Regions from separate parts of the Mus musculus genome. Here region 1 is linked to region 2. The links are chromatin loops, found by intact Hi-C in ENCODE. Cell type or tissue: heart. All regions are shown on one strand.

Region 1 (8,000 bases), 150 kb after region 2:
AATGAGAAATCCCGAGTGTCCAGGGCTTGTCTATACAGCTCTCCTCTACGGTGGTTTAGAAGGCTGTCGGTCTTCCAGGAGGCTGATATTCTGTGTGCAAGGCGCATGGAGGCAGCCTTTATTAAATGAGTGCAGTTTGCTCTCGTTGCAGAGTTGGCTGCATGTGTATCCCGGCTGCTACAGCTACAGCACTGCTGGATTAGAGAGTTGTCCTTACCTGGTAGAGGACTAGGCAGGCCAGAGGTTTGGATTATAGCTCAGGAGCCAGGAGGGAAGGTTACTCCGGGTAGCTTTGCCTCTCAGACCCTGACTTCCTTCCGGATTAGCCCAAGGGCTGACTGACCTACAAGTTCAGCTGGGACCCTGACCAAACTTGTCAGGAGTCTGATGTGGAGTTAACAACCCACCAGCCCTAGGTGTCTGTCCTTGCTTTCTTCCCCTGCCCCTTGCCTTTTTGTCTGGTACCTGATTCCAGCCTCACTGCCTGTCACCGCTGGGCCCCTTTAACCAGCTCAGCTTGGTGGTTTCAAACTTGGTCTAACTGAGAGGGACTGGCCTTCTTGGTGGGTGGCCTCCTCTCTTTTTCAAGGAAATATCTATCCTTTTTTTTTTCCTATTTAAAAAAAAGTAGCATATTCTCACTTGGGGGAAAGAGGACTGGAAAATGTAGAAAGAATGTTTTTAAAAGAGCTAAAACAGTCAATGTCGCAAAATCACGCACAAACCACTGTTGCTATTTTGGAGACATTGGATTTAAAATCTGTATGGAGCATGTTTTCCTCTTGTGGCTTCCTTTGGAATGCTCTAAAGCCTATGCAACAGAAAGAAACCCGTTCTGAAAGCCTAGCTGAGTTACTACACTTTTTTTTTTTTAATGTCTGGAGGCCGTTTTATGTACACAGAAAAACTGTGTGTCGGATGGTGCTCTGTTTATAAAGACATAACAAGTGACATTCAGCAACTGTTCAATGTTTAAACAGTTATAAGATTGAATATGTTGAAATGATTTAAACCATAATGTGACTGTTAAAACAACGCGATTTCCTTCACATCCCTTAAGAGCAGATGAGATGCCCTGTCTGGGTTAGACACTCACCATTGCAACCAGCTGGGACAGATCCCAGCTTCGTTTCGCTCTTGCGTTCATTGTTCACACACTAAAGTGACCTGCCCTAGCGCTGCTATCCTGTTGTGATACCTAAAGTGAGGCAACATGATTTTTAATGTCACCAGAATCAAAAGGGCACCACCTTTAAGTCTAGTATCTGACCTGCTCCTTGTTGAACATGGCTCTTCTCTTTGGGCTCTTGTCTCAAGGTAAGTCAGAACTTGGCCAACAGCATCAAGTTCAACTTTACGTGGTTCATAAGTCAGCACCGTTTTAATGTCTAAGTCTGTGGCTTTCAGGTAGATTTTTCTTTACTGTCTACCCCTCCCTGTTACCCTACAGTGACTCGCTCCCTAAGTTTCTCTTGGCCGGTGTTGTACAACACATTGTCCTGTCACAGTGACGTATTGGCCTGACCTGTTAACATTATTAGAAGCGTATGTATGCCTTTTTTCACTTTCTTCTTAAAATTAGAGTTGGATTTTCTAGAGGCTTCCATCTCCTAGGAGACAAGGGAGGGACAACTGAGTGTTCTTCGTGCTGTTGTCGATTTGCTCCTCACACCTGGTTCCTGGCCTCTCTGTGTGATTGGTCGGTGCTCACTTCTCTCATAACCTGCCTTCTACAGTCCATCCTTACCTTGGGACACTCCCTTTGCTTTGGGGAGACTTTTTGGCTAGTTCAGAGTTTCTGACCTGTTATTATTTCCTGTTGTACATGTAGTTTAAAAACACGGACCTACCTACGCTCCATAAACAGAGAAAGAACAAAGTACCTTGGCTTTAATAACCCTCCCTTTGCAAAAGTGAAACAAAGAATTATGCATAAACAGTTTATCTCTAAGGACTTCCCTTTTGTACACTGTGCGGTATACTCTGTTGATTGCTTTAAACTCTGTGCTTAAGACTGAACCAGGATGATTATTTTCCTGTTTGTTCATAGTATGCTCTCTCTGTGTCTCCCACGCTGAACTTAAACTCACAGCCCTTTACCTTGTGAGTACTGGGACTACATTTGTGCACCACCCTGCCTGTCTAATACCTTCTGCACAGACTAGACAGTTGGAGGTTGATTAGTCATGGCAGCCCCTTTGCCTCTGTAGCACTGCCCTTGGCTTCTTTGAAGAATCCTTGTATTGTGGATACAACCAGATGTCCTTGTTCTGTTCCCCCTGGTTGCTGCTTTAAGATATGGAATCAACTACTGTTCAAGAAATCCCTTCAGGGTCACTCACGACTATTGGTTATTCTAGTTTTAGCATCGTAAGGGTGCTAGATGCCACTTTTCTTACTGTGCCATTTAATAGGCCATCACAAGTCTGCTGCAGTGGAAACCTATGGGTCTCCCCTGAGTGTAAGCAGTACTACAGCACTGGAGTTTCTGTAGTTGTGTTCAGCTCTCCAGTGTTCAAATGCGGTACCAATGCTTAACTGGCATCCACTGTTTAATGGGTGCAGATTGCTCTCATTGCAGAGTTAGAAGCAATGTGTTATCCTGGCTGCAGCAGCTGTAGCGTGGCTGGAGTAGAGAGTTGTAGGGCTTGAATTTGTGAGGAAGGTAGTGGCAGGCCCACTTCTGGTTGACCAGTTGTTCTAAATCTACTGCCTGCTTTGTAGAGGGCTCCTTGCCCCAGCTCTTCCCACCGCTTCCTGGCTACCTGGACCCACCAATGGAGGTGTGTTAGACACATTGCCCAGGCATGAATGTATAACCTTCAGTGATTTAGCATTCCCTTCTCTTAGAGGCCTCTTTCTCCCAAAGAAACTGATTTACTAAATGTTCCTCTAAAATACCAGGTTGATTGTAATTCTTGCAGTGTACATTTGAATTTACAAATAAGCTCTCTGGGGAGGCCTTAAAGCCAGACTAGAATCCTCCTCAGATCTTGGAAGGGATGTATGGAGACTGAAGTGAGAAAGGCATTTGTTCCTCTCTGTAGCTTTCAAACAACTCCTTGTTCAAAACTCTCCACTTGGTCTGAATGCCATACTTCTTGCCCCACCTGTCTGAATTACTTCGTGGCTATGACGATCTTACAGAAAGCTAAGCTCTTTGAACTTGTGAACTATCTTGTGAAACCTACCATGGTTCCATGGTTTTCCATTAGTTGAAGCTTAAAGTCCCTTAGAGTTTATCTTTTTAACTTTTCAGGAAGTTTACCTGAACTAATTTGCATATGGAAGGACTACCTCTGGGTCTCTTTGCTTTAGGCCAAGGGTTTATAAACTGGTGTCAGACTTGTACTTACTTCAGTGTAGGCCTCTGAGCTGTTATATTTGAAATATTTAAAGGAAAAAAATGCTGGAATTTGAGAACTGGAGGAAACTTGGAAAGTTACTTAAGCCTGGCCATTCACTAAAAACTCATCTCGGTGCCTTGTTCCGCGTCACAAATTCAGCCCTTTGATTTACAAATGTCCATAGCACAGTGTAATAAAACTAATAGTGTTTTGTAACATCTGTTTTCACTTCCCAGTCTTCAGCTGATACGATTTATACAACTAGTATCTTATGGGCTAGGGGGAGTTAGTTAGCTCCGGGTGGTCCTTCTGTACAGGCCTACATCAGCAACACAAGCGTGGTTTACCTTTTCATGGGATAAGAGGCTTCCAACTCTACCCAGAATGCTTAGATATTGGGCAGTGCTCGTAACATTAATGCCACAGCTTCCTCTGAAATACTCCTGGCATGCTATGTTAGATGCTAGTCAGTAATTAGTGTACAGCAAGTTCAGTGTGGAGAGCCAGCTGCAAGCAGCACTTGTTCAGTGGATTTGCGTTTTTAATATTAAGCCTCAGTTTCCTATGAATGTCAGATAGGGGACAGCCAAGCTGGACTTAAAATGCTTGGGAAAGAGGCTTTTCAATGGCTGGTTCTCATGAGCATGATGGACAAATACGGCTTACAGAAAGGTGTTTCGCCTTTGTACTAATCTGCTTGGAAGACCTGTCACTCAGAGATTGGGTAGAAAACTCCCACTGTGGAAGAAGTGATCTTTTTAGAAACTAATGTGAAATTTCAATGCCAGTGATGATAAATGTAGAAGGTGGAAACTAAAAACAATAGTCTTAATTCTCTGGATGCAATGTTTGAGAGCCCACATGCGAGTGAGTTTTCTACCTACTCCATCAAACCAATTTGAGAAAAATCTCAGGTTTACATTTAAAAGCAGACTTTCCCACTCAGCAAGGCTAATTTCCCAGCACCACCTTGTGGTGACTCCTAGTTAACCAGGATGTTTGTTCACTGAAATGGGTTACTATTTCCCTGCACGGCAGAGGCATGTTAGAGACTGCACCTACTTTCTTTATCACGAATGTGAAAAATCACCACATTCCTTTAGCATAAAGCTTTCCTTTCATGCTGTCAACAAAGCTATGTTTGGGACAAGAACCGACTTGGAGCCTTAGGTCCCTCTACCCGCAAGGTCCCGCAGTCCATGCCTCCTGAATCACTGGGGCTGCCGACGTATGTGCCGCTGTGCCAAGTTAAAGCTATGTCTGTGATATTTAAACCAACTTTAACTTAAGAAAAGCATAATATGCGAAAGCCACATCAATAAAGTCGCAATTAAATGAGTTAATGAACAAGATATACTATTCGCACATGTGAATTCACAGCAGCTGGGGTTCCCTGCACATGACCTGCATAAGACAATTAAAAAAATACTTTTGAAATAAAATCAGAGATGTCAACCAGTGGCCAACGATGTAAACAGCCCCCCAACACACGCGAGGAAATGGATGTGACAGGATTGAGAAACATGATGGGAGCAGGCTACATCCAGCAACAATAGGGGACACGGCCTGGCTGGAAGCCATCAGAGCCTTGGTTCCAGGTGGGTGACCAGTGCAGAGGTTCAAAGCATGGAGTGATCAGCTTGGCCAGGCTGAGCCTCAGGATCTGTTCTAAGAGGGACAAATGATGGTATGGAAGGCAGGAAAGAACGTCAGTGCCCAAAACAGCTAAAGGCTCAGAGACGGGCAGGGGAGCCAAGCCGGGCACACACACCTGTAATTCAGTCACCTGGGAGACCTTGTCTGAGTGACTGTGAACTGAAGACCAAACTGAGCCATGTAGATGACCCTATCTGTTTCACAACAGCAACTGCCACCAAGAGAGACAGATGTCAGTAAGAGAAGGAGACGATAACACTGACCTTCATCTTTTCCCTCGCTACCCAGAGTCCCCGATGCCTCCGTCCACAGCGGATGAACCACAAGACCCAAATACTGACAAAAGCCCCAAATCAAAAGATATCAGATATTCAAGAAAAAATGGCCCTGTGAGGAAAACGTTAGGCTTGAGTTGAGAGAGTCCCAGCATCAATAAAACAAATGAGCCACTGAAGACTCAAGTGGACTTACACGATTCCAGAATTTATTTCTCAGGCACCTAACACAGCAGAACCAAGGAGAAAATTAAGAAAGGAAAATTTGGTGTAGGAAAGAAATTAGTAAAATTTGTTACCTAAGTTTTTAAGGCAAGATACGAAAATAAAGGCACAGAATTAATTAGACCATCTTAGTATTACATCCATATAGAAATAGAGGTGGACCTATATTAAGGGTAAGTGTTACTAATTAGGTCAGGTTTTGGTACGACAATGCAGCTTTGAAATTAAGTTAAACTAACACAGTATTTACTTGGTACTATGCCTTAAGGAGACAGCATGCTCTATACTTGGGTGAGACATAAAATGTCATATTACCCGATAATCTGTAGCATCTCCTGCTTATGCTTTGCTGTCATGTCTTCCCATTTTTCTCACTAGCTTCCTTTCAGTTTTCTTAGAAGGTATGACTTGAGTTTGTAGAGGGAGGTGGAAGAGATCGGTACTCTGAGGGAAGAATACCAGGATGAATTTTTCACTACCTTTTCTCATTTCTTAAACATTGGCTTATCTGTCTTTTAATTAAAGCTGTGGGGCCTGGTTTCTAAGTCCCCAGGGAGAAGTGAGAGACTGGCATTTCAGTTGTAGGAGTTCCCTTTTTTTTAAATTAATTTATTTATTATATGTAAGTACACTGTAGCTGTCCTCAGATACTCCAAGAGGACACCAGATCTCGTTACAGATGGTTGTGAGCCACCATGTGGTTGCTGGGATTTGAACTCCGGACCTTCGGAAGAGCAGTTGGCGCTCTTAACCACTGAGCCATCTCGCCAGCCCCAGGAGTTCCCTTTTATATAGTGCCTTAGTTAGGGTTTTACTGCTGTGAACAGATGCCATGACCAAGGCAACTCTTACAAGGACAACATTTAACTGGGGCTGGCTTACAGATCAGAGGTTCAGTCCATCATCATCAAGGCAGGAACATGGAAGCATCCAGGCAGGCATGGCACAGGAGGAGCTAAGAGTTCTATATCTTCATCTGAAGGCTGCTAGCAGAATACTGGCTTCCAGACAGCTAGGATGAGGGTCTTAAAGCCCATGCCACAGTGACACACCTACACCTTCTAATAGTGTCACTTGTTGGGCCAAGCATATACAACCCATCACATATAGTAACCTTTCTTTTGCAATGCTGGGATGGGAACCAGGGTCTGGTGTGTGCTAGGCAAGCACTCTTCTCTAAGCACATTATAGCCCCCGGGTTCCCTTTTAGAACTACATACATTTCCCCCAGGTAATAGTGAATAAGAAATGCTTTATAAAACAGTATGGCTTTCTAAATGTCACCACGGTCTCCTCGTGACCTTGTGTGGCATAACCTTTGCCACTACAGTTTTCAATGACTGCAAATGGGTTTTGGTCCTTGATAATCTCTCAAGATGTAGACTTTAAGCTAACGAAGGTGCCCTGCCTTCCTGGCTCCAAATTACAAATCCATGACTCTTCACAGAGGAAAAAATGTTCACAGTTGAATGTTCTCTTCCTGGTAAGATGAAAATCAGAATTTGGCACCAAAATTAATAATTACTGTATTTTAAGAGTTACCTACCATTTGTTGTCTGTCCTTTGGTATGGGTTTGAAGGAAAAAGAAGGAAATGAGAGAAAGGTCAATAATTTAAGGTCAGAATCCTTAAAATGAAAACATTCATTAATAAGTATTTCCTAGAAAAACCCTAAATGAGCAGTACCTCTATAAAAGCCAATTAATCCTCACCACTGACAAACAGGCAGACTTAACAAGGTATTGCTATCTCATTGGGAATGTTTTCTTCCTGTCTCCTCCTTCCTTTCCTCTCCTCTCTTCCCTCTCCTCCCCTCCCTCCTTTTCCCTCCCACTCCCTTGCATCTTAGACCCTTCCTCCCCTTCTGTCTCTTAATTAGGGGTTCATTACTGTGCAGAGCCACCATGACAACAACTCTTCTAAAGGAAAACATTTCATTGGGGCTGGCTTACAGGATCAGAGGTTCATCCATTATCCTCATGGCAGGAAGCATGGCAGCGTGCAGGCAGACACGGTGCTGGAAAAGCCCAGAGTTCTACATCTTGATGCAAAGGCAGCAGATGGAGACGGTGTGCCACATTGGGTGTAGCTTGAGCATATTTGAGCTCTGTCCCCACGGTGGTACTTCCTCCAACAAGGCCACACCTCCTAATAGTGTTACTTCCTATGAGCCACACAGTCAAACCCATGAGTCTATGGGGGCCTTTCCTATTCAAACCACCACACTCTCCTTCTCCCCTGCTCCTGTTGTTGATAATGACACAGTGTTAGGGCTTGAACCTGGGGAGTTTGTTTGTTTGTTTGTTTGAGGACTGGAAATTAAACCCAGGGTTTTATACTTACGAAACAAGTTCCTCACAGTGAATCGACATTCTCAACCAGACAATGATTTTTTTAAAACCCTTTAATCACAGAGGACAAATGAATGCATTCTTCTCCATCCTTTATTTTTCTGAGACATGGTCTCCCTTGTGTAGCTCAAACTGGCCTCAGACAT
Region 2 (8,000 bases):
TTCAGTTTCTTTTAATCTGATGTTGAGCTGTAATGATTTCTGTTTTAGACAGAGGTCTCCATTGCAGTAAAGCTTAGCTCTGGTTTCTTCTTGCAGGCTCTCTGTTTGTGGAATGGGTGACAAATTAGAAAACTTTAACAACACAAAATCTCCCCATCCTTTGAAAAAGCCCAAGTGTCTTTTCTTCATGCCTCTCACTTGGTGGTGATTTTAAAGATATCAGTAAGCCACTGTTTTGGATAGACTTGCCGAGTGATCAATAGCACTATCTTATTGGAAAATCAAACAATTTTCTATAAGTTTTGTTTATGTTCATTTTATGTTTATAAAGCAAGTCTTGTGCTTACTTGTAAGGCTATACATATCACATGTGTGTGGTGTTTGCGGAGGTCAGAAGTGGGTGTCAGATCTCTTAGAAATGGAATTATAGATCATTGTTAGCTTTGATGTGGGTGCTCAAAACTGAGCCTGTGTCCTCTGTAAGAACAGTAAGTGTCCTTAACTCCTGAGCCATCTGTCTGGCCCTTAAATCAGTTTTAAAGCGAATGGATGCTGACGTAGTGTGTGTTAAAATTTTGATTCAAGCATATTCTTGTCTCCTTTTGATATAAACAATCTAATGGTTACTTTTTTAAAGCTGCAAGTTTCCTAGGCTGAAGACAGAGGCTGGAGAGTTTGAGGGTAGCCCCAGCCTATAGCCAGATTCTACGCATGCAAACAAAACAAAAGAGCAGCCATGGTAGGAGACAAGGGAAGGACTTTACAAGCATAACCCTGCCTAAAGAGGGCAGGGTTAGGCAGAACTACCAGACAAGGCAGTGAGAAATTAAAGTGAAAATTTTTAAAGGGGCTCTGTGGTAGGTGCTTGGCTGGCTTAGGGGAGGTTTTAGTTTCAAGCTTTAGCACCATAATAATAAAATAAATAAAATTTTCTAAGCATTTTCATTCTCATTTCAACTTGTTAACAAAAGAGCTGGGCTTATAACATATTATACACCATATCAACAGAAATTCGTTCTCTCACAGTATTGATTTTTCAATACTTGGTTAGTGTTAGCTGTATTGGCACATATATAATCCCAGGCTTTGGGAAGCTGAGGCAGGAGGATCAAGAGCTTAAAGCTGACCTGAGCTACATAGCAAAGTCATGCCTCCAATAACAATCACAGCCATAATGTATCATAACATTATGATAATAATGGTGTCATGCTTAGAAGTTCTTCAATATCATGCATCAAAAAAAAAAAAACCTTTCTTGCCTTATTATTTTTTTAAAGTGTGTCGGAGCCTAGTAAGATGGTTCAGGGTGTAAGGGTGCTTGCTGCCAAACCTGACTGTCTGAGTTCAATCCCCAAGAGCAACATGGTGGGAAGAGAGAATCAGGCCACCACATTGTCCTCTGACCTCCACACCTGCACCATGGCACACAAGCGCCCACGTGCACACACACACACACACACACACACACACACACACACACACACACACACACGTGCTAAATAAATACTTGCTTTAGAAAAGGAAATCTAAACAAAACAAACTCCAAGGGGCGTTTTCTCCCCCACAATCTGGCTTCGGTTTGTCTGTTTGTTTCCCAATATCCTCGCAGTTGAAGACACAGGACAATGACCATGTATTTAGTTGAGTCTGTGGTCTGAGGTCAGATCCTAAGAACAAATAACCTACCATTCTGCAGGTGAGTTTCTTTCCAGAGAGGTGGTGTGTGGTGATCTGTGAGACAGCACAATGCAAACAGAGATGACAAAGATTGGTTCCAGCCACTTGCAAGATACAAAAGCACTGCCTGGGCTGGAGAGATGGCTCAGCGGTTAAGAGCGCTGACTGCTCTTCCAGAGGTCCTGAGTTCAATTTCCACATGGTGGCTCACAACTATCTGGTATATCTGAAGACAGTTCACTCATATAAATAAGAATAAATAAATCTTTTAAAAAAAAGAAAGAGAGAGAGAAAGAAAGGAAGAAAAAAAAGAAAAGAAAAACACTGCCTTAGATTGTGTCTTAGCATTAATTTCTCACAGTGACATCAGCTGTCACAGAGCCCCAGATCCTCTAGAGCGCTCAGAAGCCAGCAAACTTAGAACTACAATCTTCCCACTTACATCTTTGTGTTTATGCAAACATAGAGGATAGATTTCACTCTATCCAGCCCACCTATGACTTGTTAGCATTGAAGGACCTTCAGCCTGTCTGCAAGAAAGCATCATGCTTCCTGAGGTCAACTTCATAGAAGCTCTTCTTTCCTAACGTCTTCTATAGCCCCTTCCATCCAACATCAGCATCTCCACCTTGTTTGCTCTAATACATTTTGTAATCTGGCCAGAACTCACCTTTTCTCAAGTCCAGAACATTCTGCGATTCTTATGCTCAAAACCAAGAAGTCATGGGTGGTTGTTGTAGCCCTCATATGCAAGCCCAGCTCCTGGGAGATTGAGGCTGTGGGGTCACAAGTAGGGCAAGATCCTGTCTCAAAAATAAACAAACAACAAAACCACCCTAGAACGCCTTTAAGGGCTCTCAAATGTCCCTTAATTGTCATAATCGACCACTTGGTCTGACATTCAGAAAGTGCTCTGCTGCTTAGTAATAGGTTCCCAGCCCAAGCTCAGGTTCCAGCTCATGGCTCCCATCCTTGCCTGTCTCTTAGGATAGGATGTTCTCCACCCAACTCTTGCCTATTTTCAAACTCCACCTGACACCACACTTTGAAATCATACCACCTTCTCAGGCCATTGTGGTTTACAGCGATTTCCTCCCACCTCTCCTCACATAGACCATCTACTTCTTGAGGCCCTGCATCCTGGTGTTCATCCTGAGAACTGATGTGTGAGGAGTTCATCTTTGATGCACAGAATACGCAGTGCGTTTTAGAGTCCAACATGGCGTCTCTGAGACATGGAAGAAGCCTGGCTGACAGGCTGGTCACAGGATGAGTATTGCTGACCTGTGGCCATAGCATTAGAAGCATCTACTTTTGTGGGGAGGAAAATCCCTTTCATCCCATTCCAACAGGGTGAGAATCCAATGTCTCTAGGGGTGGGGGTGGGGAATCCTCTCGCTCTCATCTGATGAGACTTCCCTCTTCCTGTGCACCTAACTCATAGGCTGGCACAACTTCAGCTTCACTGACCACTTGTGAGAAACGCAAGTTCATGAGCCTCAACTCAGACCAACGGAACTGGAGGCGGGGCGGGGTCCAAGAGTCTGAATTTCAAGTTTCAAGAGTTCATTGTGTCTCCCAGAAAGCAGCTGGCTGCTCTCTGTAGATTTGCTTAATTAAAGGTGACTAGTGTCGCTAGACCACCTTTCTTCGGCTAAATCATCTCTTATGACCCTCTCTTTTGATGATTTTTTTTCAGTCATGTGATCACCCACATGCCCCACGTTTGTGAAAAAGCAGTGGCCCATGTTTGGGGGGGGGGGGCTCCCACATTCCTCCAGGCTCCAAGCAACCGCATGAAAACCGTGCTTTTAAAACAGCTACTTGTGGTTTCTGTCTCAAAAGCTGAGCCGGAAAGGGGTTTGTGGTTGTGCGACCCCGGCTGGGCCTGAGCGACAGTTTTGCACATTGGGGGCGGGCTGGCAGAGGGGTGGGCGGATGACTGGCAGTTGTGTTCTGAGTGTTGTTTGGAGGCTGTTAATCTTGCTCCTGCAGCCCGCGCACGAGCTCACCCTTACCGTTTCTTGTCAAGAAAGGGGAATCCTGTGTCTCGTAAGCCAAAAGTCATAAACAACTTTCGTTTATACCCCTAAATGCGAGAAGCAGGCGCTCGCGGGGCTCGGGGGTGGGGTGGGGAGGTGAGTGTGTGAGGGTTGTCCCCGTGCAATCTCTCTAGAGGAAAAGGAACTGCAATGTTTGTCTCTCAGTCACTGAGCAACACCCAGGCGAACTGGGTGCCTGTGGTCTGCTGTGGTTTTTCTTGCTCTTCCCTGCGCTGGTTCACTTCCACCCTCCGGATGCTCCAAGTCGCCCTCCATCTGTGCGCTGGGCTCCAGCTGCAGGGGTCCAGGGTGCCTCTCAGCCCCTTCCTCTCGCGGGAGGCGGGTCCTCGCAACCGGGCGCTGCGCTGTGCGGCCAGTAGGGGTCGCTGCACGGCGGCGCGCTCCCACCGCGGTGAATAACGGGGCCGGGCGGGAGGAGAAAGGAAACCTGCTGGGGGAGGCGGTACGGCCCGCGGGCGGGCGGGCGGGCGGGCGGGCGAACGAGCGAGCGAGCGAGGGAGGAGATAGTTCACTTTTGCCCCGGTGTCAGCGAGACGCGGCCGCCGCAGGCGCGAGTGAAGGAGCACCGAGGGAGCGGAGCGGTCAGCTCCGAGAAGCCGGGCGAGGGCAGCCCAGAGGTGGGATCGGAGCGCGCCCGCCGGGCGCGGAGCCCGCGAGCCTGGCCAGCGAGGGAAACCACGGGGGGCGCTCCCCGGGAGGGCCCCCAGAGCAGCGCAGGATGCCGCACGAAGAGCTGCCGTCGTTGCAACGGCCCCGCTACGGCTGTGAGTGTTCGGGCTCCCGTTGATCTCGGGGCGCCCCTCTCCCTGGGACGGCGTTGGGGAGGCCGAGGGGCTTGAGGGCGCGCTGCGGAGGGCAGCGGCTGGCAAAGTTGAGAATTGGAATTGCAAAGGAGCAGGGCGCGGATTTCCAAGCCCCTTTCTTCCAAATTCCTAATTGCAGCTTCCAGCTAAGTCCCTCCACCTCGCAAGCCTCAGCAGCTCTGGTGCAGATCAGGTTGTGGTTTAGGGGTATCAGGTGAGGAGCCCGCCTTGCTTTGGGCGCTGCCGGCTCGAGCCAGAGGGTGGCGTAGGGGATCCGATGCTTCCCACCCAAAAGGGGCGGAAAGTTTGTTTGCTGTCGCTACAGGTGGGCAGCGCAGCTCCTGTGCCCGCGCGCTCTGCGAGAGGTGAAGGCACTTTCCTGGAAGGGCAGGCTTCTCCTACTAGTCTCTTTTGGGCCTCACCTGAGCAGCTAGAGCCACTTAGGCCCCACAGGTGTGAGGCCCTTCCAGCCAAGGCCTCCAGGGACACGTACCGCCCCCAGCCACTTTCCCGGTGGCTCTCCCCGCCCCCGATCTCCTGCGCGGGAGGATTTCTGTAAGGACAGACTCTGAGCCGGTCTGATTGAAAGTGACGGTGTCGGTTACCCAGCCCCGGGCTGCCGGCGGCGGAAAGAGGTGGCTTTGACTAACAAGAGGGAGCCAGATTATCGCCAACCACGTGGCCCCTTGTGCAGAGTTCAGAGTCCTAAATATGCGCTAGGAAGTATTTCCTTTAAAACAAACAGAACGCTGGCTTCTTCTCCCGGGTTGGCCCTGTCGACAAACGCATGGCCACGAACCATGGGTTAATCTTTTGCTTGGACTGGTCTTGTTAGACGCAGTACCAGGTTTAGGTTAAGGTGGTGACAACTGCAACAGAGTTAGTGTGTTCATGTGGTTTGTGGTGTTTGGTAGGAGCACGGATGAAATTTTTGGAAGAGGGTCGCCAACTTCCCTAAGTCAGTCAGTCAGTCTCTCTCTCTCTCTCTCTCTCTCTCTCTCTCTCTCTCTCTCTCTCTCTCTCACACACACACACACACACACACACACACACACACACACACACACACACACACACACACACACACACATCCCAGTCTTGGAAGGGACTGTCAGAGGTGAGAGGTTTGTTTTTTCCTTGTGACAGCAAGGAGCCAGCTGCAGTTTCTGTAAAGTGAGAAAATGCATTCAGCCACCCAGCATTTTGCTTGCAGCCTGCCCAGTTTGCAGTGGATAAACCACTCAGAGAGCTCCTGGGGCTGGAGGAGGAGCCCTGTGCTCATCTGGTGCTTGCAGTGTCAACCTCAGGTCTTTGGGAGTCCTTTCCTGTGACAAGCTCTTGGGACAGAGGGTGACTTCACCGTGTTGCGCTGTTAAGATGACTAAAAGATCTGTAACTAGGCGAGCACACATTACAAGATGGTTTGACATCACACGGTCTGCGTTATCCCCGTTTTATGCACAATGTGAAGGGGATGAATGTGGATCAGGAATGCAGCATTTCCATTAGCCCCTGCATGGGCATCTGATATGATGCCTGATTTTTATTGAACCAGCCTGTCTCTGCAGCGTGCCTTAGAAGACTAATCAAGGAGGCATTGATTTGGCAAGCCTGACGCCTGCTCTGCTGAATGAGCCACATTCCTGAGAAATCTTCCTCTAAGTTTCTGCGCTGATCTGGAGTGGCAGGGCGGGGTGCTGTTGTTGGAGTCACTTAGCTTCCTTGGGCTTAGCCAATCCCGTTCTCCATTGATTCAACACGGTTAAAATGGGGAATATGTGCTTATGTGTTATCCATACTGGAATATATGGATATGTGAAATATGAAACGTTTAATATTATAGCTGGCTATTACCGTTTAAATGAACATTTTAATAATACTTTTGATACCGCGTTCATATCGAGAATATGTGTACAGCGAGTTTTTTTTTTTAAAAAGCTATCTAGAGCTGGTAAGATGGCTCAGCCAGTGCAGATGCTGCTGCCAAGCCTGACAACCTGAGTTCAACTCCAAGGCCCCACATGGCGGATGGAGAGAGCTGACTCCTCGAGGTTATCATCCGACCTCCACAGGTCCACACATACACACAGGACGTCTAGCAGAACACACCTTGATCTTAATAGACACTACCAAGTTCTTTAACTATATGAGTTGCTGGTTTTTTGGGGCGCTTTGTCAGGAAGGACGACAGGGTTGTCCTCACCTTGTATTATAGGGCATGCCTTTTTTTTTTTTTTTTTTTTTTTTTGGCCTGGTTACTGGTTTGCTAAGCAGGTGAGTTCAGGAAACTTCCAGCGTTAACTCTCCCAAGTTTTCCAGACTGTTGTAAACTCTGTTGGAATAACAACCTTCTAGTGGTTTGGATTAAGCTGTTTTACTTGTTTCAAGTGTGGACTTTTCTGCTTTCTACCCACTTGAACTGTTTTTATAGTCAGTAATTCTTACACAGTGCAACTAAACTAACCTGCCCGGGGTCTCCTAACTCCCCTTCAGGGTAAGCATCTGTAAAAAAACAAAAAAACAAAACAAAACAAAAACAAAAACAAAAACAAAAAACAAAAAACGCCAACTCCTAAGTTGTGCTGGAGGGTTTGTCAGTGGCCTCTCCACAGTAGCTGCGAGCCTTCTCAGATTCCTGACAGATTGCTGAGAGTGTCCAAATTTGGACACAGGTGCACACTCAAGTAAAACTAAATAGACCAATTTTCGTTGAATTCCTGTTGCTCCTGGTCATGTGTCCCTGCAGCCTGCAAAGTCATGTGCGAGATAGTAACAAAAAATGCTGAAGTGTCATCTTCAGCAATGCGAAGCTGAGGAACGGCGGCGGAAAGGAGGAAGAGGCGGGAGCCATCTGTATGCAAGCATAAGCATAGATGTAGCTACACATTTAAACAACACGTACCCGTAGGTACAAGTCACAGTTCACTTTTCTGAGGTTGTAATGACTTACGAAGTTTTTGCTGAGTTACTTCTCAAAGCCCATTGTCACCATGAACCGTCAAAAGTTTGTCTCCAATTAATTCCTTGAGAGTTAAAAAGGCCAGTGGTGAAAGCCCCCGATGCCTACAGTTAAGTTTCCTCCTCACTCGCAATCCAGCCATCATGGAAGCATCACTCTGGGTCACTACTGGTTGTGTACATGGCAGGAGTGATAGAGTTCCACTCCGAAAAGTACAAGTCCTTCTCATGAGTCACATTGTAAAAGTAACAGTGACCCATGTTTCCTTGTTTACTCCTTTCAGAAGGGGAAGTGGGTAATACAGGCTTGTCATTCCAATACTCGAGGCCAGGGCAGGATGAGTGGGATTTGAGGCCAGCCTGGGAGGCATGAGGAATTCAAGGCTAGTCTGAGCCACAGAGCAAGTTTAAAAAAAAAAAATAGTTCAACTGGAGGTTGGAGAGATGTCTAAGTCAGTAAAGTGCTTGTCTGGCAAACATGAAAGTCTGATTTCAAGCC

What was found. Hi-C counts contacts between places; a loop is a spot of excess contacts. Peaks named below come from ENCODE experiments on the same cell type or tissue, not always from the same donor. Only the 100,000 strongest peaks of a DNase experiment are listed, where the experiment ranks them.
Region 1: it touches region 2 in a loop (3-fold over the local background); 11 of 42 quality-filtered maps call a loop at or near these places.

What each region holds. Positions count from the first base shown.
Region 1 is chr13:95,736,184-95,744,183 of GRCm38, reverse strand. The region is part of intron 5 of Iqgap2 (IQ motif containing GTPase activating protein 2); the gene reads left to right. Among named protein-coding and RNA genes, the nearest start is that of Gm32702, 24 kb to the left of the region's middle. In heart, a CTCF peak has its summit at 4,321 (motif pointing left); no DNase peak of the experiment used is centred here; H3K27ac peaks cover 369 bases.
Region 2 is chr13:95,888,168-95,896,167 of GRCm38, reverse strand. It overlaps Iqgap2 (IQ motif containing GTPase activating protein 2), which reads left to right and starts at 4,246. Exons shown (of 36, transcript NM_027711.1): 1 at 4,246-4,504. The coding sequence starts at 4,459. In heart, CTCF peaks have their summits at 4,083 (motif pointing right) and 4,800; DNase peaks (open chromatin) are centred at 4,017, 4,897, 5,067, 7,367 and 1 weaker place; H3K4me3 peaks cover 3,181 bases; H3K27ac peaks cover 2,312 bases; H3K27me3 peaks cover 349 bases.